Regions from separate parts of the Homo sapiens genome. Here region 2 is linked to region 1. A link is an interaction called in ENCODE POLR2A ChIA-PET data of the cell type or tissue named here. Cell type or tissue: OCI-LY7. All regions are shown on one strand. Each heading gives the region's core, and the rest is flanking DNA. Links, peaks and the distances in the headings are about the cores only.

Region 1 (12,646 bases), core at 2,961-10,960:
TCTTCTGACAAGTCAACTCACCCTGATAAAGGTTCTCATGGGACTGTGCCCAATACTATCATGGCACTTGCCACAGTGACGACTTCACATTTGCGTTATTATTTAAATAAACATCTGTCCCTCAATGGACTATAAGCTTCATGAGAGCAAGGACCAGGTTTTGTTGGCCACGGCAACTCCCATAGTTACTGTTCAACAAATATTTGTTGAATGCATAAATAAATAGATTAATTAATAATGGTGAAAGCTGCAGTCTTCAAGACTTCTACTCCTTTGGCCACCTGAACTTGAAGCATTTAGCCTCAGACTGTGTCACAATTCTTCTGAACACTTCTCTTTTCCTTCTGTTTAGCAGACACAGTTTTCAGCCACAAAGATAGTAGCTTCAATGTGTGGACGAGTTAACTCTTGATGGGTAACAGCAGCCTCATCCCATCAGACTTCTACTCCAAAGCATCTAGCTCCCCACATCCAATACAGTCCTTGGCCAGCCTCTCCTAGGCCACTTACACTGAGGAAACTATATTCTGAGCTATCTGCTGCTGTAATGGCACCACTGTTCCTATTTATAAATGGGAATAACAGCTAACCACAATCCCTTTGTTTTAGTTCTGTGCAATCTCATGTTCTAAAGTCTGAAAAGAGTGGAAATAGTGATCACATCAGTCCTGATACTAGAGCCAATGTTCTAATAATCAGGTTTCTCAAAACAGCTGGTGCTGGGTAGAAGAGGTGGTTCATCTAAGGACCCTATGATGACGGCTAACCACATTTTTATCTTTCAATCCACTTTGGATTATTTCTCCCACATGTCAAGGGTAGACAGGCATGACACATCCATCGTGTAAAGAATTCAGCCTCATGAATTAACCTCAGGAGATCATCTCTCTTTCTCTCTAGAGGGCATTTGCTTGCATCTCCCATCAGCCATCACTCTGGTCCCCTCCCTAACAGTTCCCTGACTTTCATTCTGGTAGCTACCCCTCCCCATGCTGCCCATGGGCTTCAGAGGAAAATGAGCTCAACCTGAATTTCAGAGGGAAGCCCTGATTGGCTCATGCTAGACATTCCATTGCTCTCTCTCGTCATAGCCCACCCTCCCAATTCAGGTATGAGCATGTAATGTAAGCATAGACAATGAGTATGAATTTCAAGACTCTTTTTTTGGAATGCTAGGCCAGAGACTCATTCCAGAGGATGTCAACAAGAAAGTGTGTAGCCCTGATTGCTGCTAGCAGCTGTCCCATGACCACTGGGGAGCTTGCCATGAAATGTGGCCAACACTCTACATGGAAGAATACAGAGATGGAAAGAAACGGGACTGTGATAAGACCACTGTGCTGCTGAATCAACCTGCCCCAAAGTACATACTAGCTTGGGACTTTATAACTCCAAATGATATCTTTTATTGTTGAGGTCTTCTGTTACTTGTATTAAAAATCCTGACACACCCTACAAGTAATCACCAGACTATACCTACTCTCAGAATAAAGCTGACATCAAAATAATCCCTTTACCCAAAGATGGTCCCTTCAAGATTACCATCTCTTTACCATAATGCTACCTCTAAGGCTAGAGCTTGAGAAGGCCCGTGGATGCTGTAGGTCTCTCAGAGCAAGAGTTAGATTCTGTATGGAGCTTGCCTTCTGAGGCCCTAACCTCTCTACCGGGTTGGGGACAAGCCCCACCTGCCCTACAGAAAGAAAATCGCTGTGTCAGAACACTTACCCAACAGCATCCCTCCCTGGTGCCTTTCCTCCCACACCTTGCCCAAAAAAAAAACAAAACACACAAAAAAACAAAACCACACACACAAAAAACTAAATTGGTTCAATACACTTTTGCTACTGGGAAATGTTTCATAACTACTAATGAATAATTCAGTGAATAAGATATTTTTAGTTTTCTATTGCCAGACACACCCAACTTTGATGTGAATGCTGTTGCCTTTCTTACTCTTCAAATCCCCCTTGCATACGGGATCCTGAATGTGTTACTTCCGTCACAGAGGCCCAATCAACAACAAAAATCAGATCATATCACCCATCCTGCTCAACAGCTTCCAATAGCTGCCATCACACTTAGAATGAACTCCAAACTACTGCCTCTCCAGCCTACGTCATTTGGCTTCTCACCACCTTGATCATTCCGCTCCAGACATCTGTACTTCTTGCTGCTGTTCAAAAATGCCAAGACTGTTCCTGCCTGAGGACCTCTGTTTCTCACTTACTCCCCCTTCTCCACAGGACACTCTGCTGCCAGCTCCTCACACACAACTAGCTCCGTCACTTCCTTCTGTCCCCAGCACACGTCACCTCCTCAAAAATAACTCCTGTGATCCTCAGATATGAAACAGCAGCCCTTCACTAGCCCTCTCCCTCACTCTGCTTTTTATTATAGCACTTTTTCCTACCTGAAATCATATTACAAAGATATGTTTAAGCCTGTATATATCATCTATCTCCCCCGCTAGAGTGTAAGTCCCTTTAAGACAGGGACTTTTTCTCTTGTTCAAAAGTCTACCCACCAAGACTAAAACATGCTTAGTGCCGTATACAGGCTCAATATATCTTTTTATTTTATTTTTTAAAGAATGAATGGATGATTAAATAACAAGTTTTTTTTTTAAGTGTGGCTAAAAACAAAAAGCTGTAGGGAGGTACTTATCTCCTGTCGGGCAAATTCCCCTTTTTCTTTGTTATCAATTTATATTGCTCCACTTATGAAACATACAATCCTACAGTTTATCACAGAAAGTGTCACATCCTTCAAAGATTCTCCTTATAACAAAGATTTAGATGTGCAGTCATAAAAATGCTCACCATATTTTAAATGATATGAAATCATTCTATCAAAACAGATTATAAGATAACATATCATTTATGAGATCCACATAAAAATCACTGCTTTACCATGGAATGTCTGGCAAAAGGCCAGTGAAAATTTGCAGTCATAATATCTCAAAATTCCTATTACCCATTGAGCCTCCAAAATATAGTTATTGGAGTGGGAGTGGGATTAATTAATGCTAATTAGCTAATCAAGAAAGTTAAACATTAAGAAAGTTTAAGTTTCTGTGACAAAAATCAGATGCAAAATCTTTGAATTACGTCATAACTTCTACTATTTCGATGGAAAAATAATCATTTCAAAGTCAAGGCACTTGTTTTTCTACGATCAAAGGTGGTTAAATACCTTTAAATACATTTCAACATATTTATGAAGGAATTATCCTACATGCCTCCAAAGCTCTCTCATAAATCAGTATAATGTTTCCAAAGCACATTTGGAAGTACAAAATTCATATCTACTAACTATATTTTCCTCTATTCGAAGATGAATTAAGCAGAAAATACATTAATGTCTGAATTTATAATAGGAGTGGTTAACCCTCAACCACAGCAAACTAATGAGGAATATTTTACCATGGAAAAATTAATCAGGGCTCTCCAACACTATGCAATTTGACATTTTGAGGACTTAATCAGGAATGGATTTTATTCCGCTATTTACTTTTCATCATGGGGATGACTTACAAAGACACTACCTGTTAGAACAAATATAATTCTTGAGCTTAATCTTGTCACTTTAAAGAAATTTATTTTAAATAATATTCCATAGTTTAAAAATAGTCCTCACAGAAGCAACATTACTAAGATTATGTCATTTCTGGGCCAAATTCAGCTCTCAAACATTGAGCAAATATCAACATAGACACAGTGAGCCTCAGAAACTGAATGTGACTAAACCTCTGTTAGCAATGAGACAACACAACTTCTGGGAGGTTGTGACTGCTGGACATGGACTTCCATCCCCAGCCATCGATTATCACTATCTTTGTTAAAGACTACAGGAGTTTCATTTAACTAGAGTGCTCAGTAAATTGCAGCAGAGTTCAAGCATCTTTATGGATTCATTAAACCATTGATCTGCCTCACAGAGCTTGTAGCAGAGCCCAGCTCTGGCCCACAGCCTGTGTTTACAGAGAATGCAATAGACTGATGTTTGTAACCTCCAAAGGCAGTCTGTCAGTAGACATTAGATTCCACTGTGTGCACAGCCACCCTAAGAGTGGATTGTAACATAGGGAATTTCCCATTCTCAGTCTCAACTGCTGGGACAGAAATGAAGTGACCATCTGTAGCAAGATTTTCTTTATTCCATTCTAATCTGTGATAATATAAACAAAGAGCAAAGAGCCCGAGGAACAAAGAATTACATATGGCTTGGCCAGTTCACACTTCTGTTTATGTGTACATAAGCTATCCAGAGGTATTGAAATGGAGGAGAAATTAAGATAATCACAGGCATGCCTATAGCTTGGATCCCCCATGGGGCCTCTCGACTATACTAGGCATTGTGACCAGACATTGCAAAGGTGTACAAGAAAAATTCAGGACTTAATCTACTACCTTAAAATATCTCAAGGCAAGCCACCTGCCCTTTTATGCCTGCACTTATTCAGATACTTAACATTTTTAACAAAGCACTGAATCAACAGAGTATAACTACTATTCCAGGAAAAAGAATAATCATTATCTCTTGGTTTCTCAGGACAGTTCACCAAGCACTCTCAGAACCTTCTCCCTCCTCTGTTTTTTATTAATAAAGTCTCACAACACCTTCCTTTTTAAGTCAGGCACAAAGAGTAACTTTGTGCTGAATGCAGCTTATGATCAGAGAATCACATCAAAATGACCTGTAAGATAATTCTTTAAACGCTCATTCTTCAGATAAAGCTGAACACTGTTAGTGGCAAGGTGAGAGAGTTGGAAATGTAAGTGACTGGATCAATAAGGAGAATGTTCGTCCCAAATAAATAGATCCCTTCCTGATCATTTGTTTCACTGAACTGCCCACTGCCCAAACAGACAGTCGGACTATGAACTCCAAACACGCACATTCATCACTCTGCAGAAGCAGTCACCAGAACACAATGTGGCTGATGCAATCTGACACTGTGGTTAATGTTAAAAGGGAGCGTGCCTTTTAGATGGATTGGATAATTACCGGCAGTTCCGATGAGAAAAAACTTGATTTAAGTGAACAGCATTAGCCTTCACCAGAAGGATGGCCAGAGATGTACTATGTCTGAAAATTAACATTCCAGCATATATGTCAATAGCACTGTGTATTGATCCCCAGGTGACCGGATTCTGATTTATGAAAAACTCCCTCTCTTCCTTCCGCTCACTGAAAAATGTTGAACACAGACTGGGGCTTGAAGCTATTTCGAGTTTTCATCAACTCTTCACATTTAATTTAAAATATCTAATGTTATTCAGAAACTGATGTCCATTCTGGCTAATGGGTTAGAATTATTGCTGTTTCCTTCACAGTCTCACAACATGTGGCTCATTAAAAACTAGAAGTGGTTGCTGTTCCTTTCAGTACAAACCTACTTGCCCCATGCTGTGTTCCAGGTATCCCTTAGACCAGAGTTTCTCAAGTGGTTTTCAAGTGTTTTGGTGAACATGAGGTCACATACCTCTCCCCAAGCTTCTGATGGCTTTCTAGAGTACTATGTCCCACCCTGTCTGCAGAACCTCTGCCTTGGAACACTTTCTAGCTCTCCTCAAGAGCCTGTGTGTCACTTTAAACGGACCTACACTTTACTTCACTAGCCAGAACCTTCCTGCTCTAACCCTACTCCCAAATGTGTTTCCAAGGACTGACGTTTACCCCTCCTCTGTGATTGCTTTTTCCAGCCTCTCATTTGCAGCAGCTCATCAATATTCCATTCTGTATTTCAAAATACAAGACAATAAGAAACACTTGGGTTTGTTGTTCTTTTCCCCAGAGCTTTCTGAGAACACCCGTTTGCTATGACCAAAAGGGAGCTCAGCCACTGGCCTGCAGACTAAAACCCTGGGAGGAGAAGCCACTATACACATGAGGCAGTGAATAGGCTTATAGTACAGTACTAAGGAACACTGCAAAACCAAGCAATCATCCTGCAGGCCAGGGTGCAGCTGGACAGATTCAGGAGGCTCACTGGTGGCTGTTAAAACCAAGGGGAATCCACAGGAAGAACCCTGGGGCTCCCCAGGTGCATTTACTGGTGGGCCAAAGATATTTGCCAGCAACTGGCAAAAGCAAGTATGTGGCCTGAGCTTCAGGTGGTCAGGGGACATTAATTGCAAGTAATTTCTTAATGTCCTTCTCCAAGCCTTCATGAATGATAGCCATTTTGCAAATTAAATCTTGCAGGTATTTAAAGGAAAAAGAGTAGACAGGTTAATCACTAGATTAACAGGGCAATTGTTACACATTTCTTCTGTACTACTTGGTTCTATAATTAAGTCTGAAACTGAGAAATCTTTCCCAGGATATATTCAACTTTAATAAAAAGACAAATAGACTATGTCTAAATAAAATATAACTCCAAATAACATGATGATACATGCTAATTAGAGATGGGTTCTTCCAAAAGAAATGTCTTCTAAGAAGAGATCGCTGTATAACCAAGAATATAGTCTGAAAGTAAAAGAAATGCCAATAACAGAATATTCTCCTCCTTGAATTATTTATGTTATTATTATAATGATTGTTAGGAAATCTTAATGGCATCATTTGCAAATGTTGTTTCTGTCTATATCATCTTTTTCTTTTTAATGCATCCTTATCCTCATCTCTGAGCCACATTGGTTTCTTCCCACTGTGATCTGCTGGGGAACCACAATATCATGATATTGAAGAAGTATTTCGATCTTTTTTTTTTTTTTTTTTGAGATAGGGTCTTGCTCTGTTGCCCAGGAAGGAGTACAATGGCACAGTCATGGCTCACTGCAGCCCCAGCCTCCTGGGCTAAGCAATCCTCCCACCTCAGCCTCCTGAGTAACTGGGACTACAGGTGAGCACCATCACAGCCAGCTAATTTTTGTATGTTTTGTAGAGACAGGGTCTCGCGCTATTGCTCAGGTTGGTCTTCAACTCCTGGGCTCAAGCAATCCTCCTACCTCCACCTCCCAAAGTGCTGGGATTACAGGCATGAGCCATGGCGCCCGGCCTTTCAAATTATTAAAAAACTAGAACAAGGAAGCAAAACTTTGGTGCTCTTAGGAATTTGTGTTTACTTGTAAATTATCAACATTCCGAATCCATAAAGAACACTAAAAACTTGAGATCCGAACAAGAAAAGTAAATAATCATCCTTTACATTGCCTGCAGTAGCCATTTGTCTTGACTTTTAATTTCCTTCTTGATTTTTGGATATTAGTTTGGACAATAAGATATTTCCCATGTAAAAGGAAAGAGATCAAACACAGGCCATTTGGAAGTGACTAACATTTGTGGTCTTGTTTGTTACTCCTTTTTAGAGGGATAATGGTTACAAGACATTACTCCCTTAGGAAAGAGTATTTTTACGTGTGCATTACTATGCAAAGTAAAACTGGTGTTAGCAAGTTGGACTAAATGTTTTCACAAGAGTGCAAAATCACTAAGGAGTCTCTGCAACTTTCCAATTCCTAGATGAATTACAAGGACAGAAATGCTCTCAAGTCCAAAAATGGGCTGGGAAAAGAGTGAGCTATTAGTTCCCTGAAAAGTCTCCAATACATGAAATAATGAGATTGACATCCCATTGTCCATACAATGCCCACAGACTACATAAGTATTTTTCTTACCCGCTGTTTCAAAAACTTTTAAGCCAGCAAATAAGCCTTCGGGGATAAGGACCCTACAAAATATATTATGAATTAACACTATCCACTTCCTAGAGCCAACATTCTGAAATGTGTAAACTAGTAGTTAGAGTCCTTAAGTGAATACAGCTGTGATTCATGGTCCTCTCCTGGCAGTGTTGAGTAGAAGTATTTTGAAGAAAGCCTAATATTCGTAGCAATCCAGACAACTCTTCAAATAAAAATTTAAATTCAGTTAAAAATATAACCTATATACTATATAGGTTAACCTGGCTTCAATCCATCCCACCTTATTGCATAGTGACAGTCTGTGAGAGATGTATGTGACACTTTCAACCCGCCCCATTAAACAAACACAGAAACCCAAAAAGAAATGAAGGATTGAGAGGCAAAAGAAATTTCAAGAGCCCATTTTCAGTGGGCCATCATTTTGAGAGTTGGGTTATTTTTGTCCTTGTTTTCAGCAGCAAATCAATTCCTGACTCTACACCCAAGCGTGTGTGAAGAGAAATGCACAGAGACCACAAGCACAGCTGTCCAATTTACATTCACAAATGCAGGTGTTGCTCAGACACAAAACAGAGGTCAGCTGAATACTGCTCCTAATTAGCTACCTTTTCTACTAGGATTTTTCTTTGTAAAGTTATGCATGCAATTTGGGTTCAACTTAGAGACCATTTTTAGATCCCACCATGCTATCCAGCAAGAAGCGGGCTGTCATAAAGCATAATTTACAGCACAGTTAATTTTATGTTTTTTTAAGTCTACACTATACCTAAGGCAAAATTCTGTTCTGCACACACACACATTATTCACTCTGTTTTCTATCCACTTCTCAAAACTTAAAAAAGGTAGAATTTAGCCAGAAAAAAAATCTGTTATGTAGGAATGGGAAGAATTTTGCCCTTTTTCTAAGATTAAGAAAGTCCACAATTTAATTAACAAGGACTAAGGACTTTGTTAAATGATACAAGAGGAGAAGTAGCTATTTGCTATTGTCTTCAGTACGGAACACCCAGGGGCTTATTACAAGCAGTTCTTAGAAATGGCAGGATGGAGACTGGTATCTAATACAATCCATTAGGAAACCCAAGCCCTAAATGAAATGACCACAAAATCCTATCAGTTAACAGAAATGCAGCAGCTGTACATGTTTATTGTAAGACAATATAATATTGTAACAGAGATAACACTCTTTAAAATTAAAAAAAAAGAAGCCAACAAATGATAGACTAGTTTATTTCTCTATTTGGAAAAAAAAAAAACACACACACACACACACACACACAAGAAGGCATAGCACATCAGAGCTTTGGGATATATAAGGAAGGATGAAGACTGCAGAGAAGGGAGGAATTGTTTGTACACTAACAGACAACTGGGATCAGCTGGCAAAGTCACTGGCTAAACACCAAACTGCTGCAACTTCCAGGTTTAGCAAGATGTTCAAAGACATATCCCAATAACGCCTGGTAGAAAGTGAAATGTGATGGTCCTCCTCCCACTGCTGACTTTACCTGCTGTAAGTATTTCAAATGCTAATTCCTATCCTCGCTCCCAGTTATCCATTTTTCAAAAATGTACCCTATGAAAGTTTAAATTCAGTTTGACCTTAAACTTTATAATGATGTAAACAATATAGATATAGATATGGTATTCTGGAGTGTTTTTCCAAATGGAATCAGGTGTCTTTCTTCAAAGGCTCACTATAAAATACAGTTTGCAAAATATAACATGTATCACCAGGATTGTGACAAATCCATCTTGCTTGATTTTAGTCCCTACAGGCAGCCCATCAAGATTCAGACCCATAACCCTTCAGAATTATAGAAAGACAAAAAGCCCTGTTCTATAGCCATCTTCTGGATTGGAATGCAAAGTATTTTGTTGTGGTAAGTAGGGCTTTGAAGAAGAAAGCACTGGGCCCACTCCTGGGTTTGTTACTCCAGTGCTCGGCATTCAAAACGGGAGCCCCGGGGTCTCAGAGATCATTTTAATCCCCCTATATTAAAACAAAACGTGTCTCCCGTGCATCATTCTTCCCACCCTCCTCCCCAGATTCACTGGCTCCTCCCAGGGGAAAGTGAACTTGACTGCTGACAGTCCCAAAAGAATTCCAAACAATTTCCTTACTTGCCTCTCTGTTTCAGTGAAGATTATGAGCCTAACTCTTAGAGACTGCTACTAAAATTCCACCCTGCTGAATTCTGCAGCCTAATTCTTTTGGCATTATGTTTTTTGGCAGAATGAATGTGACCCAAATTTTCAGGAGATAATTTGCTGCAACAGTGCCTGCAATGCAGTGAGCCCATAATTAGCATTTCAGGATTGCAAATATCACACTTTTGGAAAAATAATAATTGTTTGCTTCAAGAAGAACAGATTTGGATCTTGTATTATAGAAATGGAAACAACAAAATGTGGACAATTTTAGTAAAGATTTTATGAATTAAGGAAGCTTTACATATCAATGGAAAATAATTGAGGACTAGCAAGTTACCGCAGTAGTTGGTGGCAAAGGCTACAGCAGTTCTTTAAGGATTCAGAAAATAGTTGTGTGCATGTGCGTGTGATTGTAAAAACATCATGCATTCCATTTCCCATCCATGGTGGCTAACACTATTCAAAAAGGACATTTTCAGACCTGGGATGTCTTCAAAACAAAACCAAAAAAAATTCTAACGATGGCTGTTCCTGTGTTTACCCACCACGCTCCTCACAAATGCTTGGCTGTGTGAGCAATGTTGTTTCACGTATTCATGATTTCATCTTTTCTCAATATCAATCAGCTTTAACATAAGATGTCAAGAGAGACTTGACATTTTTCTTGACAAGAACTCGTGGGCCAGATTTTGAAAAGAGCAATAGCAGTATTTCCACTGGGTACAAGAATTAAACTAAGTGGGCTAAAACTTTCTGGCCATGCTTTTGTGGCTAATTACTTGGCTTTTTAAAGAAATATCTACCACTTATCTTTCATGTACTCAGAGTGCAGTCTGCACTCTACTGCTGGAAAGACACTGGCCATGAGGATACCAGCTGTGATCACAGTGTCCTCATCAGATTCATTCACCCTCTCAGAACACAAACACTAAGCCAAGAGAAACACATTAGAAGGGGATTCCTTATTCCAAAAGGTTAAGCATGACACAAAAGGGGAATCAACAAAACAGAGAGAATAAAAATATAAAAGTAAAAGGTGCGCAGTGTTTTCCGCTAGAAGCTATGAGGCACATGCGCGTGTGGGCTGGTGAGGCCTGTGGGGGGCCGCCTCTCTCTCCGGTGCTCTTACCTTATTTCTCTTGAAGTAGGCTCGTCGGCAGGCCGCAAAGCACTTCTCGCTGCAGAAGCTTTTCACCTCACTTCCCATACTCAGGGAATAGCGCTTGATTCCCACTTTCTGGCACCAGGCACACATTATTTGTACATTTGACACATCATCTTCTATAATAAAAGTATAAGAAAAATGTTCATATCAGAAGCAAACATCCCTTCAAATTTAGACACACCCTGAACCTGACAGAGCTACCTGGGCCTGATTTTAGTTTCTGGACCTTGGAGAAGAAGTGCTTTTTCTTTCTCTCTCTCTCTCTCTTTCTCTCTCTCTTTTTTTTTTTTTTTTTTTTTTTTTGGCTCCTAAGTTTCCAAAAGACATTTACTTAAAAACCAGAGCATGACTGCAGAGCCACAAGGGCTCCTAGGGCTTCTTAGCCTGGTTTAAAAAAAAAAAAAAAAAAGCTTCATCTGCCTAGTTAAACCAGCCCCAGCACTAACGAAGCTTGTAAAATAACCCATTTCTTCAAAGGTCCTGTGAAAGCCTGCAGGATCTGCACTGGGTGGGACAATTTGTAGGGTGCTAACTTACAAATGGAACACCCTCATGTGAACCTTGACCAGACGCCAGGCTCAACCATGGCCTGTTCCCTATTACTGTTAAATGATATGTGCTATTGTTTATTCTTGCAATGTAATAATTCCCAAGCAACACGTTTAGTCAAAAAGGAAAGATGTGCGTGGCCAGATTCTGGCAACGGAAAGGGACAAGCCTGGCTCGCTGAACAGACTCTGACAATGCAGCCTTCCGGCACTGGTGTCCTAAGGGAGATGCAGGCCTGATTGAAATTCTCCTCCATGTGATGTGGTTCCTGGGCCCTGGATGGAGGGATGGTAATGGGAATGCCAGATCATTCTCAGCCAGATTGGTGGTCCTCCCAGCCCCTCATGTCATGTCATGGGGTTGCTCAGAATGAATTTAGGTGGTTTGCAAATATTTCCATTATTTAAATTGTATTTCTTTTCCTTTGTATGAGAAGAAAACAAATTTAACTAGCATAATGAGCCCATGATATCACAAATACTACTGCTTAAAACAAAGGATTTTAAAGTGAGTCAATTAGTAAAATATATTCAGTAAGTCATAGTGCAGGTGGTCAGAAGTTATGACAAACATTATGATGGTGATATTCAGGTCTGGGAAAAACTGGCCTCTGAGGGGTGGGTGGGGGTGAATAAAAGGAAACTTTAAGTAGACACCTAAGTAATATTTCCTTGTTGCCTCTTAACGGCTTTTGCTACATCTTGAGTTTTCTCTGTCCTCCCAATTGATAGTGACTGTGTGTGTGTGTGTGTGGTGTGTGTGTGTGTGTGTGTGTGTGTGTGTGAGAGAGAGAGAGACTGATTGCCACATCTCTTCTTCCTTTATGGAATTTTTTTTTTATTAACCCACATTCATGCTCCAGACATGAATGGTAATCATAAAATCCCCAACAAGCACTCGTATAGTGTTGTCTGATTTCTGGATAAAATCCCCCAAAGACTAATTGCTAAGCAAGGCCTGGTCCACGAGTTGTTGACATATTCAGGGTTCATAGAGTTTGTCATGCAATCATTTCATTTCCAGGGAAAAGATTTGGTTTGAGGCAGTGTGGTCATCAGCCTGCAAAATTAGAAGCAAACTAATTTGTAGTGCAGAGATATGGCTTTTTTCCCCCTGAGTATCA
Region 2 (12,646 bases), core at 2,812-10,811, 76 kb before region 1:
GCAGTCCAGTGGCTCAGTTATTAGCACTGTGGGACCATTCACTGCCAGCACAATTGCTCAGACACCACAGGGATGAGTGGCAATGGCTATTCCCACCTTTCTGATTTCCCTGGGCTTCTTTATGGCAAGCTTCCATAACTTTAGGAAGACCAAAAGTCTCACCCAGCTTGACAGACTTTCTCAGATTTAATCCTTACCATAACCTTCCAGGTATTACCCTCTGCTAAAAAAAATGAGGAAAATCTAGGAAGGGGCAGTGACTTCAAGGTCCCTGCCTAATCCCGTAATACTCCCTCCTGGTGGTTAATGACCCTGTATCTTGCTATGGGTGTGGCGTACCCAGGACAGCCTCAGTCTGGGTGGACCTACTCAAATCCAAGGGCTGGGAGGCCTTGTCTTCTGCTGGTGCAAAAGCATAAAGTTTACACCAGGACATGCCTCTTATAGAAGCCTGCATACACCTGCACTACTATTTCTGAGGGTCTCCATAGAAAGGAAATATGAATACTCTCTCAGGTTCTTGTCTATTCCTAAACCCATTCCAACTGCCCCCCACCCCACCGACCCTACCACTGACCAATATGCCCCAACTCTCTATTTCCTAAAGTATATGCTGAGAAACACTAGATCCACCAATAAATGCTCTGTCCCCCAAAAAGGATCCCATGGCCCAATAAGCTTGGGAAATGTTGCATATTCTATGCTCTTCTTTGGAGGTTCTCAGTGCAGGCTGCCATGCCTGAGCCTCTGAGGAGATCTGCAGAAAAGAAACATACTTAAACTTCATTCATCCAGAGTTTCCCCAGCTTTTCAAAAACAGAACTCTTTTATTTTTAAAGTAGGCTTCTATAGGAAAACACTTTGAAAAATGCTACCTTAATCACTTGGATGCATAAGATGGGGCCAGGAAACCTAAGCCTTATCATGTTTTCTTTAATTAAAGCTTTCTTTTGTGGTACTGGGCCTGGATCTCATGGCACCTTTACACCCCAGAACCCCATCCTGCACATGATAAGGGTTCAGGATGCAATTACCAGTTGTAACTGAACTGCAGGAGAAGGTGAAGGTGATTCCTACACATGGGCCCCTCCGCATGTTAACAGGCTCTGTCCAGAAATCAACGTTACTCGTCCCCTTGTGGCACTTTTCTCAGCCTCAGTGCTCCCCCGCCCCTGCTCACCTCTAATCAGCTTCCTGTGCTCACTGAGGCCTAGACCCTATTACATTTCACCTTGTGGTTTCAGCTTCTGCAGTCACTACAAACTCAATTTCTGTCCTCTCAGTTCTAGTTACCCTACGCAGCCCACAAGCCCGACAGGATGTCATGAATACCAGTACCTATGGCGTGACCTTCCAAACCCCGAGGCTTCACCCAAGAGCATTTTAGGTCACACAGCTGCATTTTCTGCATGACAGATGAATTCCTGAGCATTACATGAGAAAGGGGCCACAACTGAGCAGCCTCTTCACGTGCACTTAAACCAAACAACAACAAATGGCATATCGCTATTTTTTGTATTTATACACAAAGGACTGTCCTTAACTGTCATGCTAAATAAAAACATAAAATCAAGAAAACTACTTCAAACAGCCTTGCTGGCACACTGATTTTGAACTAAATCCCATTGGTCTATGGATGAGGGTTTATTCTAGTCATGTTGATCATTTTATCTCTTCCTTTGGCCATTCTCTGCCACAGGCCTCTGCGCAAATTCAGCCTTATCCAGAGTAAGTGACACATATGTCCTAAAGGGCCAAAGAACTATGGTCTCAAGAGGAGAATGGGTGATCAGCTACCCCTAGACTAAGTAAACTCTTCTAACCAGACAAATACTTCATGGCCTAATAAACCCAAAGGAACTATGAATGCCCTTAATACTATGATTTCTGGAAGGTCACCTAACTTTCCTGAATTGTACCAGTTAGAAGTTATGCAAATTCTTCTCTATTGTCCTGTTCACACTGTACAGTCATTTACCCATTAATTTGACTAAAAAGGGCTGCAACAATTATGTAATAAGAAGGCATACGGGCCGCGCACGGTGGCTCACACCTGTAATCCCAGTATTTTAAGAGGCTGAGGCGGGCGCATCACCTGAGGTCAGGAGTTCAAGACCAGCCTGGCCTATATGGTGAAACCCCATCTCTACTATAAATACAAAAAATTAGCTTGGCTTGGTGGCGGGTGCCTGTAGTCCCAGCTACTTGGGAGGCTGAGGCAAGAGAACTGCTTGAACCCAGGAGGTAGATGTTGCAGTGAGCTGAGATCGTGCCACTGCACTCCAGCCTGTGCGACAGAGAGACTCCGTCTCAGAAAAAAAAAAAAAAAAAAAAAAAAAGGAGTCATACAACAACCCAAGCTGCCCACATCTGTGTTGCCAGGCACTTTAAGAGAGAGCATGGGCTTGGCCCTGGGATGATCAAATCAAGCTGTGGGGTGGGCAGGCTCCCCAGCTAATTGAGCTTCTTTGCTGAACACCAGTGAGATGTGAGAGATGAGTTTGGATTGGAATTCCATTATGGGTTTTCAATAATTAAACATTACATGTTTGGAACCTCATTCTTCTGTATTACTTTTTAAATATTAATCTATTTACATCAGCTGGACTTCCTGCAGCTTGATACGCAGTAAACGGGAGTCACACTGAGAAAGACAACTGTGTTCTTAGCTTAAGACATCTTTGATGATCACCAACAGTAAAGGCGACACAAACCCTCTGTTCAACCCAACCCTGTATAATAATTACCCTGCCTTTTAGAGGGTGGCTGGTTCCACTTTTTTCAGCACACTCACACATTCCTCATGACTACACTGACTTTCCAAATTAGCAAGAATCCAAATTAATCTTATCTCGAGAGTTTTATAATGCCCCTTAAGACCACTGGGGCACGCTGCCCTCTTTAGAAGCGGGGTTAGAAAATGGATGTGGAAGGTATGTGAGGGTTTCCTTGGAGATAACCCCACACTGCAGTGACACTCCAGCATAAAATTCAAAAGCCAGCGCACACATCAAAACCTCATTAAGGGATCACCTGTTTTATACCATGCCTGCATGCTGTTAGGACTTTAGGTGTGCGGGTGAACCCTGCTGCTCTGAAGCCTTCCCTGCCTCCTCCCATTTCATCATGCCTGGCAGACGCTCGAGCAGCAGCCCAGCAACTGCCCGGGAGCCCCTGTCTGCTGCCTGTTCATCCTCTCTCACCACAAACACACGGCACCCTGAGGACACAGAGGCCCTCCCCATGCCTGGATGCAAATGGCACTGCCCAAGAAGACAGCCTGAGGCCAGACTTCAATGGAATAGGGATTCTAGGCCAGGCAAGACAGCCAAGGGCTGTCTAAATCAAAGGACTGGGCCAACCGTCGCTGTGAGTGTCCGCTGCTTCGGAGATTACAGCCCCCACTGTTTCTGCAGTCAAAGTAATCATCAGACCCGAATCCACGCTCGGCCCCTCGCAGAGAGCGCCATAGAACCCTCTCCGATTTGCTTTCAATTTAAGAATTTTATTCCCTTTTAAGACAAAGCGAGCAGTGCAGACCAGCCATATTACAAGGCTATTTTAAAGAGCAAAACACCATTTAACTTAATACAAAAAGATGTAAGATTCAAAGTGGAAAATTACAAGGGAGCTACCCCAGTAATAGAAAAGTCCCCAGCTGTCTACCCTTGTGACCAGAGAGGAAGCTAGATGTACTGAAAGTCCCAAGAAAATCTTCCCAGATTTTAGTATCTTGTTCTATTGTTTTACTTTTCAGTGCTATCAATGGCATATGCAAAATACCTGAATGCAAATGTCTGTTCTTAGTCTCAGAAGGGAGCCTGGGTCCGTGCATACCATCCAGGCAATGCATGGTGCCATCAGGGCTGGTCCAGGAAAGCTAAAGTCCTAAAGCTGTGACTGGTGGTCCCAGGATGCTAAGTGTCTCCTTCCCCATGGGAGAGGTGGCTGTACTAGACTTTGCAAAGGACAAGTAGATCCCAAGAGTGCACAGGAAAGGCTCCAGAGGGAAAGAAAAGCTCCTGATTTATTAGAGACTCCACAATGGCTGAAGCCGCCCCCCCGCCCCCCCCCCACCCCCCTTCCTCAATGAGTAGGCATCCTTTTTTTTTCTTTTTTTTTTCTTTTTTTTGCCCAGAGACAGAGTCTCGCCCTGTCACCCCAGGCTGGAGTGCAGTGGTATGATCCTAGCTCGCTGCAGCCTTGATCTCCTGGGCTCAAGTGATGCTCCAACCCCAGCCTCTTGAGTAGCTGGGACTACAGGTATACACCACCATGCCTGGATAATTTATAAATTTTTTTTTAGAGACAAGGTCTCACTCTGTTGCCCAGGCTGGTCTCTAACTAGTCATCTTCTTTTAACCCAGAGTTTCAAAATCCTTTCCCGTCCATAACTGGAATTGATTAAATTTTGCCTCCTCTTCCTGCTCTCCAGAGGCAGAACTAACAAGCAGAAATCAGCCTGCCCAACCTCAGGGCAGGTAGGAACTCTCCCCAGATTCTCACAATCAGATTTTTCCCTTGGGGAACACACCATCCTTTGAATAATTCCTGGTCTGAACAAAAAACCAAGCACATTCTATAGGTAGACAGAAGTAATTCAGAAGGGGACTGCCCACTGAGCTTTTCACATTTACAAGACAGACTAGGGGCAGGTGAGGGACAAAGTGAAGCCCTCTCATTTTGCCCCATACCCAAAGGCTGTCGTTTCCTCAAGATTATCTCAGCCTTTGTCCCTCTGATTTCCAAGTGACTTGGAAAACAGAGTAATAATCCCTAGAAAATACCTAAAAGCTTAATAAATCTATTGCTTGGAAGTACCCCACTAATATTCAGTCTAAATCTTTCTTTCCTTAATTTTATTTCATTACTCCTACCCTAATTATACCCCTTGTTCTGAGCTAAATAAATTCCTTCCTTCCTCTGTGTTTATGTCCTTCAAATGTCTGAAGACCATGATCATGCCGACCACCCAAATCCTCAAACCTCACTAATGTGGCTGCATGAAATATAGAGAATAACACAAACAGTCCCCATGGGTGCCGCAGGCTCCAGCTGGATCTCTCCTGCTTTGCTAGAACCCAAGGTCCTTACTCAGGGAGTGGCTCCATTTTGAGTTCTCTAATTATCAGCATAAAAAGAGAGACGCCAGTAGGTCAGAGCAGTACACAGTTATCAGGAAACATTCAAAATGATGTTCCCACTGAATTTATAACCAGACGGAAACAAATCCCCAAACAGTAATTAACTCTAAATATTTCAGAAATTTACGTCAATGATGCTTAGTGATTTTTTTACAAGGAGGGGCATATTTTAAAACAGCTAACACAATAGATCAACATCAAATTCCCTTTTGATACCGGTTTTGCATTCAGCAAATAACAATCCAGCAATTTTTGAAACCTCAGGGTCATAACACCTTGGAGTAGATCACTGGCACCAGGGGTCATTTCATTGCACTTTCCAGTCCATGCAGGCAGCCCTGCTGCCATACGCTTGGCTGCTCATCTTAGTCTACTGTGATGCTTCTGCCAACGGGGAACTCACTACTTTATAAAAGTGTTCATCCTACTCTTATTAGCAGACTTCTGATACTGAGAAGAGAACTGCCTTCTTGCAAACCCTACCCATGGGCCTGGCCCCCTCTCTCTCGAAGCTACTTAGCACAACATCCTCCTCCAGACGGCAGCCCTTCATAAACCTGGCAACAGTGTCATGTGCTCCCTGGCCTTTTTGTCCCAAGGGTAACATCTTCAGTTACTCCTACTGTCCTTTCATATATATATTTTTTAAGAGATGGGGTCTCACTCTACTGTTCAAGCTGCTTCAACCTACTGGGCTCAAGGGATCCTCCTGCTGCAGCCTCCCAAGTAGCTGGGACCACAGGTGTGCACCACACCCAGCTAATTTTTAATTTTTTTGTAGAGATGGGATCTCGCTATATTGCCCAGACTGGTCTCTAATTCTTGGCCTCAAGTGATCCTCCCGCCTCAGCCTCCCAAAGTGCTGGGATTTTAGGCGTGAGCCACTGCGCCTGCCTTACTCCTACTGTACTTAAGGCATCATAACATCCAGACCATCATGGGCCAGGCTGCTCTGCCTTACACTTCCATTTCATTCTTAACATGTGACACAAGATGAAACACAACATACTTCTGAACCTGCACCTCAGAGATTGCTAGAGCTGAGCTTGCAGATTACATGGATCATTTTGTGATTGTTGAAAAGGCCTCCCCTTCCTCTGCCTTAGGTATATTCTACCTTTGAAGGCAGATTTCTTCAGGTTAAAATATGATATATCCAGGAGTCCCCTGTTAAAAACCCAAATATCTCTGAAAGGCATACTGTTTTAAGCTTCTAGAAGCCAGTATAAATTGATTTATTCAGCAACTTTGGACTTAGACCTGGATTCTAATCCTGACTTTGTCATTTCCTAGCTGTAAAACTGCAATAAAATTATTTAACCTTTCTGAACATGAAGGAATTAGTTAAGAAGGTCTTTGAACCTGGAAATTCTTATACAATCATAATCAAACATAAGCCAAGTATCTGTGAACTTATAACAAACAATTTTTTCTTTCTCCTTTTCCTCTCACTTACTACTTCTATAATTCTCAGAAAACAGACCTGATTTCTCTACATAAAAGTAGAATGAGTCATTCTTATATCTAATATCAAGGTAATCATGGAGTAACATAAAACATCTGAGTCCAGACAGTCTAGTCAAAAACAACTGAATGGCTATGTATTTTTAATAAATGTTTTTCTGCCATCCCTTTGAAATATTTTGAAACATCACCTTGAAACAAGGTCAAAGAGAACCCTTAATCCAGAAAGGCATTTTTCTCCTGGGTCTAGTCTTAGGACCTTCGAGAAACTCTAAATGTTGATCTTGGCAGCAGAAATAAGATGTAAGTGGCTACAGCCTTGACCCCTGGCTGGGATGCAGAAAGCTGCAGTAGGGCACACAGCCTCCACCTAGCGTTCTGAGTTCCTGTTTAAAAACAGCACTTGGTCTCTGGAAACTTCAGGGCTTCTCAAACTTCAGTGTACATCAGAGTCACCTGGAGAGCTTGTTAAAAGACAGACTGCTGATATTTGTATGCCAGTGTTCATTTCAGCATTATTCCCAATAGCCAAAGGGTGGAAACAACACAAGCATCCATCAACAGATGAATGGATAAACAAAACATGGTATAGCCATACAATGGAATATTATTCAGCCATAAAAAGTATCGAAGTATTGCTATATACTAAAACATGTAGGAACCTTGAAAACATTCTGCTAGGCAAAATAAACCAGACTAAAAAGGCCACATAATTCCACTTGTACATAACATCTAGAATAGACAAATTCATAGAGACAGAAGGAGATTAGAGGTTATCTGGGGCTGGGGATTGGAGGGAGTGAGGAATTATTGCTTAATAATTACAAAGGTTCTGTTTGGGGTGATGAAAAAGTTTTGGAAACAGATAGTGGTTATGGTTGTAAAACACTGTGAATGTCACTGAATTCTACAGTTAAAATAGAAAATGCTATGTTTTATATATATAACTACAACATTAAAAAAAAATTAGCCCACAGATTCCTGGGCCCCACTCTCCAGTTTCTGGTTCAGTAGGCCTGAATGGGGCACAAGAATCTGCATTTCTAACACGTTCCCAGGTGACCTGATGCTGCTGGAACTGAATTTTGAAACTGCTGCTCTAAGTCTACAAAGAGGAGCCTAAACAAACCCTTCAAACTCTCTTCTCATCTTGCTTTGTTTTGCTGATTATCTAGAAAAGTTCAAACTTCTGTGAATGTATAGCAAGGTCAACAAGCTGGAAATAATAAAAACAGCTGAGTCTTTCATTCTGCACTCAGACTGACCTGAAGCTATCAGTTCTGCCCTTTGGTTTTCTTCTGCCTTTTCTTCTCACTCAGTGTTGAGCCAATGTTGACCATTTGGAATGCCAATAATTAACGCCTACTCAAGCAGAGTGGGAACAGGTGCAAGTCAGAATGGGCAGTGGAGAAGTCAGCCTCCAGGTCTTGTCCTCAGAAATCTTGCCCCAAATTGTCCAATCTCACTATGCTAACGGCAAATTATTTTCTAATAGGCCTTAGAAAAATGCTTGCTGCTTAAAGGTTCAAAAGAACGTGTGTGCCAGCCCTCCTGATATTGATCTGGGCAAGATATTCATGAAAGGTATAGAGGATGTAATGCATATGTCTCATTTGGGGTCTGGTAAACTGCTCCAGAGCTCACGTTTCTGGGATTCTCTTTTTTTTCCATTCTTGGGTTCACCTCAAGTTCACCAGTTTTCCCGATGGAATTAGTTAACTCCTTCAAAAGTAATCTATTTTTATTCCTGCTCATTTGACTGTTGTATTTCTACACGTACATGCTTAATTGAGCAAAGTCTGCTGGACATTTTCTCTACAGAGGTAACACTGCACAGCTTCTTGACCGGAAAGAACAGCAACCATGTCGCCACCATTGCGTACCCTGACATCAGTGGCTGACATGTAAATAGTCATGGCAACAACACGGGTGAGTCCAATGCTGGCCCGGCCACACAGCACATACAGCCGGTCCTCCTACTGGGCTGAGGAGGAAAGTGATAGCTTCTACTCAGCAAGCAGAAAGTGTTGGTTCTTTTCAATTTGCAGGGCTGTCATGTTTAAATATGAAAATGTTGCTTATAGTCAAATGTTAGTGACAGCAGCCTGTGGCATCTATCATGGTTTGCACTCTTACTCCTGCTAAAAATAGGCTTGCTTTCTCTGGATTCCTTCAAATTCCACATCTGCAGGAAGTTTTTGTTGCTGTTGCTGGCCTTTTCCTTTCTTCCTGAAAGATTACTGTTCTTTGGCTCCACCGGGGCCCCCTCTTTCTTCCCCTCTCTGGGAGAAAGCCATTCAGAAGGATAATAAACACCCCAGGCTCAAACAGTCCCACAAAGACCTCATGTCGGTTCTCAGTTATTGGCACAGGCCTCCGCCTCTGAAGCCTTTAGTGAAGAGGGAACTGGGGCAGCTACAAGGGGCAGAACCATTTGACCTTCAGAAGTAAAGGAACGGAGGCTGATGGGGTTGGCTGGGGAGGGTGGAAAGCACAACTGGACAGCAAGTCTTCTGGGTTTGGGCCCCACTGGGCAGCACCTGCTGAGCAAACAGCCTGCTCTCTCCAGCCTGCCAGAATCATTTTGTTTTCCAGGTATTAAATTCATACTCTACAAATGGTAACTATGGTAGTGATGCATTTATTTAAAAATTACCAGTGGAACAAATGTTCAACTCTTCTCAAGGCAAGTATTCAATTGCCTTCATTAAGTCCATGGTGTGTGTATGTGTGTGTGTGTGTGTGTGTGTGTGTGCGTGTGCACACACGTGCGCACACACACATGCGCAAAGAAAGAGAAAGATGGGGAGAGAGTGGGCATGTGGTTGGAGCAAATGGTACTATTGCTTTAGGTTATGTTCAGAACCAGCCAAACAATCATGTTTGGAACAAGACCTGAATGCTTTGAAATGCTCAAGAGCTTTAAAACACATTAGAATCACTTGAAGAGCTTCTCCTCAGGCTCCCACTCTTGGGGATTCTGATTCAACTATTCTGCATGGGCTGAGCCTCCCAAGGGTTTGCATGGTAGCCATGTGGCACCTGCGAGGACCTTCCGAGCAAAGGCCACACATTAGCATGTGGATCCCTGGGCTGCTCAGACCTACTGTGTCCCTTCTTTCCCAGATCACTGCCTCTCACTCCCTGCTGCCTCTGTGGGCCAGTCCCCTCTGGTACACCCTCCTCTTCAGGAGCTAGCAATGATTCTGGCCATGAAACGTCTTACAGGAGACAGTCCAGAGAGGTCCCCAGAAAGGAAGACAGCCAGTTCTGCAGCCCTGGGTGGGCTGTCTTGCTCACGGAGACCCCAGAGAGCTCTGGACCGAATAAGCACTGTGGAAAGGGAAGAATCCATTTCATTCCCCTTCTACTCGCAGCTCCTCCCAAATGCCTGACACCTGATGCATGCTTGATAGAAGTTTGTGGAAGTGTCAAGTGTTTTCTGTTTTCCCCAGAGTTTACAACCTATGTGGCAGTACAAGGGGCCTTCAACTGGATAAGATGTGACTAAGAAGAGGTGGTTGTAAATGAGCTCCTATGAAGTGGGCCCTATGTGGGTCCCAACTTGTCTTAAGGACACTGGATATGTGTATTTAGAGTGGGAAGAGAGGTCCTCGTAGAACTAGAAATCCTCAGTCAGGAATGGGTGAAAGAGCACCAGATGACTAGGAGCTGGCAACACTTGGGTAGCACTTTAAGATCGTGACCCCATTGCCCAGTCCTGACTTAGTGCTTTGCTCCCACTTTAGCGCTCCCCTAGGGCCAGTGATGGTCTGGTGGGAGTAGGGCTTTGTCAGCAGGCCTTCCTGGAACCTCTCTCCTCTTCCTAATATTTAGGACTCCTTATGCATAACGGAGCTAGGCAACAAGATTACCCCCTCACCAGGGCTGCCAACACCACTTACTACCTCAGCCTGAAAGACCCTCAAGATCAAGCAGGAAGTCCTGGGAAATGTATCAGTTACTGACTTGTTAAGTACAAATTCTACACCATGAGTTGACTTAAGACAAAGAATCTCTGCATTGTGCTCCATGGCTGTTCTGTAATTTCTCTCTACTATCCACAGACACCAACTCATTCTTGGGATTTGCTGAGGAGCGGGAAGTGTAGCCTAAGAGTATACAACCTGGGGCTTTTCTTGTCTATAAGGGCTATTATTATAAAATCCTATCTCCTTTGACAGCCTATACATACCTCTCTGAAGTGGTGGTCTTCAAGCTGGGGTGGGGTACCCCAGGGGGTGCAAAGATCATTCACTGAAGTAAGGGAAGAAAATATTAGAATGCCTATTTACAGTTACTGTTAATCATTTCCATTTGTGTGAGAATTTATAATTATATAAAGATACTACAACAATAGTACATCTATACAATTTACAAATAAGTACACAGTGTGGGCATGTGCTCAAAAAATTATTTTAACTGATGAGGTGTGTGATCAAAAGCCTGCTGAGATCATGGATCTAAGTGACAACAGTCTGGCCTCATTTTCATTTACTGAAAGTATCAAATTAGGGTGTGAATAGCTGGGGACATATTTGATGACACTCCCTAGATTTTTCTTTGGTAGTGGTGGTTTGGGGCGGGGGAGTGGTATTAAAGAATAGATCAAAAGTCTCTTGTTTCTGTGTCAGGCTAAGGGGCTTTCTGATGCCAAATCGAACAAACTCACTGGATTCCCTCTCCCCAACAGGATGTGATCTGTTCCTCCTTGGGACCCCTCTTCGATACTTTTTCCCTTGCTCAAAGCACAGGTCACTATAATTTCTGTTGTCTCTTGAGTTCCTGTCATATCTGCCCTTGAGGGCAGTATCTGTCTCTTAACTCATCTCGTGAGGACCTTGCACGTAGTATAAGATGGAGAATACTTGGAAACATAATTGAAACTTTCATTTTAAAAGAGATGTCGATTTCTACAGCCAGGTCACTGGGCACAGTGCAGCATGCAGCACTTACCCGGCTTTAGATTCCATAATCAGCAAAAGCTAAAAAATAGCTTTTAAACTTACCATCCTATGTCAGTCCTCTAAATTATTTCTGCCTTATTTTTGAAATCTCAAAAATAGTAATTCATTTCATTTTTTTTAAGGAAAAGAAAAAAGACATTCTAATACCACGCAACTATAAAAGACATCATCTCAGAAAGAAAAGAGAATCCTTCCCAAGAAAGGACCGGGACCTTGCACCTCCACATAAAGTATATATCTAGCCCCCCATTTTTTTCATCTCATTCATCATGCCCCAGTCCATACATCACCAACGAGGAAACTCAGAGGTGAGGGGAAACAACACCACACAAATTCCAACCAAATCACTGGCAGCATTTTGCCCTACCAGGTGGTCAAAGGAGAGACAAGCCCAGTTCTGAACAAAACCATGGTGTATAAGATGTAAGATGTTTGTCCCACCTTCTTCATCTCTGTCTCCTCGTTGGTTATCTATCCTTCCTTCAGGACCCTAGTCCTAGGCAAATGAAACTCAAAGTGTCAGTCATCATAAGGCTCTTACCTTAGATGGCATTCACAACCCAAAGAAAGTAACCTCTAATAGTGGAATTTTGTGTGAGTGGGTAGCCCATCCTTTCCACTTGAGTAGCCCCTCAAATCACAGCACATTCATGGCTACAAACCAACTCACCTCTCTCTAGAGCTGGCCCCGTAAAGAGGCCCATAGCTCCAGCAGCCATTAAGATTCTGGATTGACACAGTGTGTCTCATACCTGGTAAGGGGCAAAGCTCTCTATGGAACCCCATGAAATGCTGATATGGTTAGTTCTATATTTGAACTGAAAACAATGTTATACCCCCAAAATATAATTATACTGATTATATTGCATGTGCATAATCAAGAAAACCCAACCTCAAGCCACATACTCCTCACATGCACACAAAAGGCTGCTGAACTACACATGATCAGCTCTTTCTGAGTTCAGCAGTGCTCATTTTTTCCTATTGCTTATTCAGTTTGATAAGTGCTAGCATATGCTTGCTACAATAGGTACCAGGTGCCAAATGCGTAAGAAAAAGTAGGAGAGAAAC

The links. Peaks named below come from ENCODE experiments on the same cell type or tissue, not always from the same donor. Only the 100,000 strongest peaks of a DNase experiment are listed, where the experiment ranks them.
Region 2: POLR2A ChIA-PET joins it to region 1 with 7 read pairs; 1 of 35 experiments calls an interaction of 5 or more read pairs at or near these places.

What each region holds. Positions count from the first base shown.
Region 1 is chr6:107,531,903-107,544,548 of GRCh38, reverse strand. It overlaps SOBP (sine oculis binding protein homolog), which reads right to left. Exons shown (of 7, transcript NM_018013.4): 4 at 10,939-11,090. Among named protein-coding and RNA genes, the nearest start is that of SOBP, 48 kb to the right of the region's middle. In OCI-LY7, for the core only: CTCF peaks have their summits at 7,862 and 8,061; DNase peaks (open chromatin) are centred at 5,998, 8,168 and 8,668; H3K4me3 peaks cover 3,117 bases; H3K27ac peaks cover 6,041 bases.
Region 2 is chr6:107,607,514-107,620,159 of GRCh38, reverse strand. The region is part of intron 5 of SOBP (sine oculis binding protein homolog); the gene reads right to left. Among named protein-coding and RNA genes, the nearest start is that of SOBP, 120 kb to the right of the region's middle. RefSeq lists a silencer at 6,661-6,955. In OCI-LY7, for the core only: no CTCF peak of the experiment used is centred there; DNase peaks (open chromatin) are centred at 3,829 and 4,189; H3K4me3 peaks cover 1,382 bases; H3K27ac peaks cover 2,061 bases.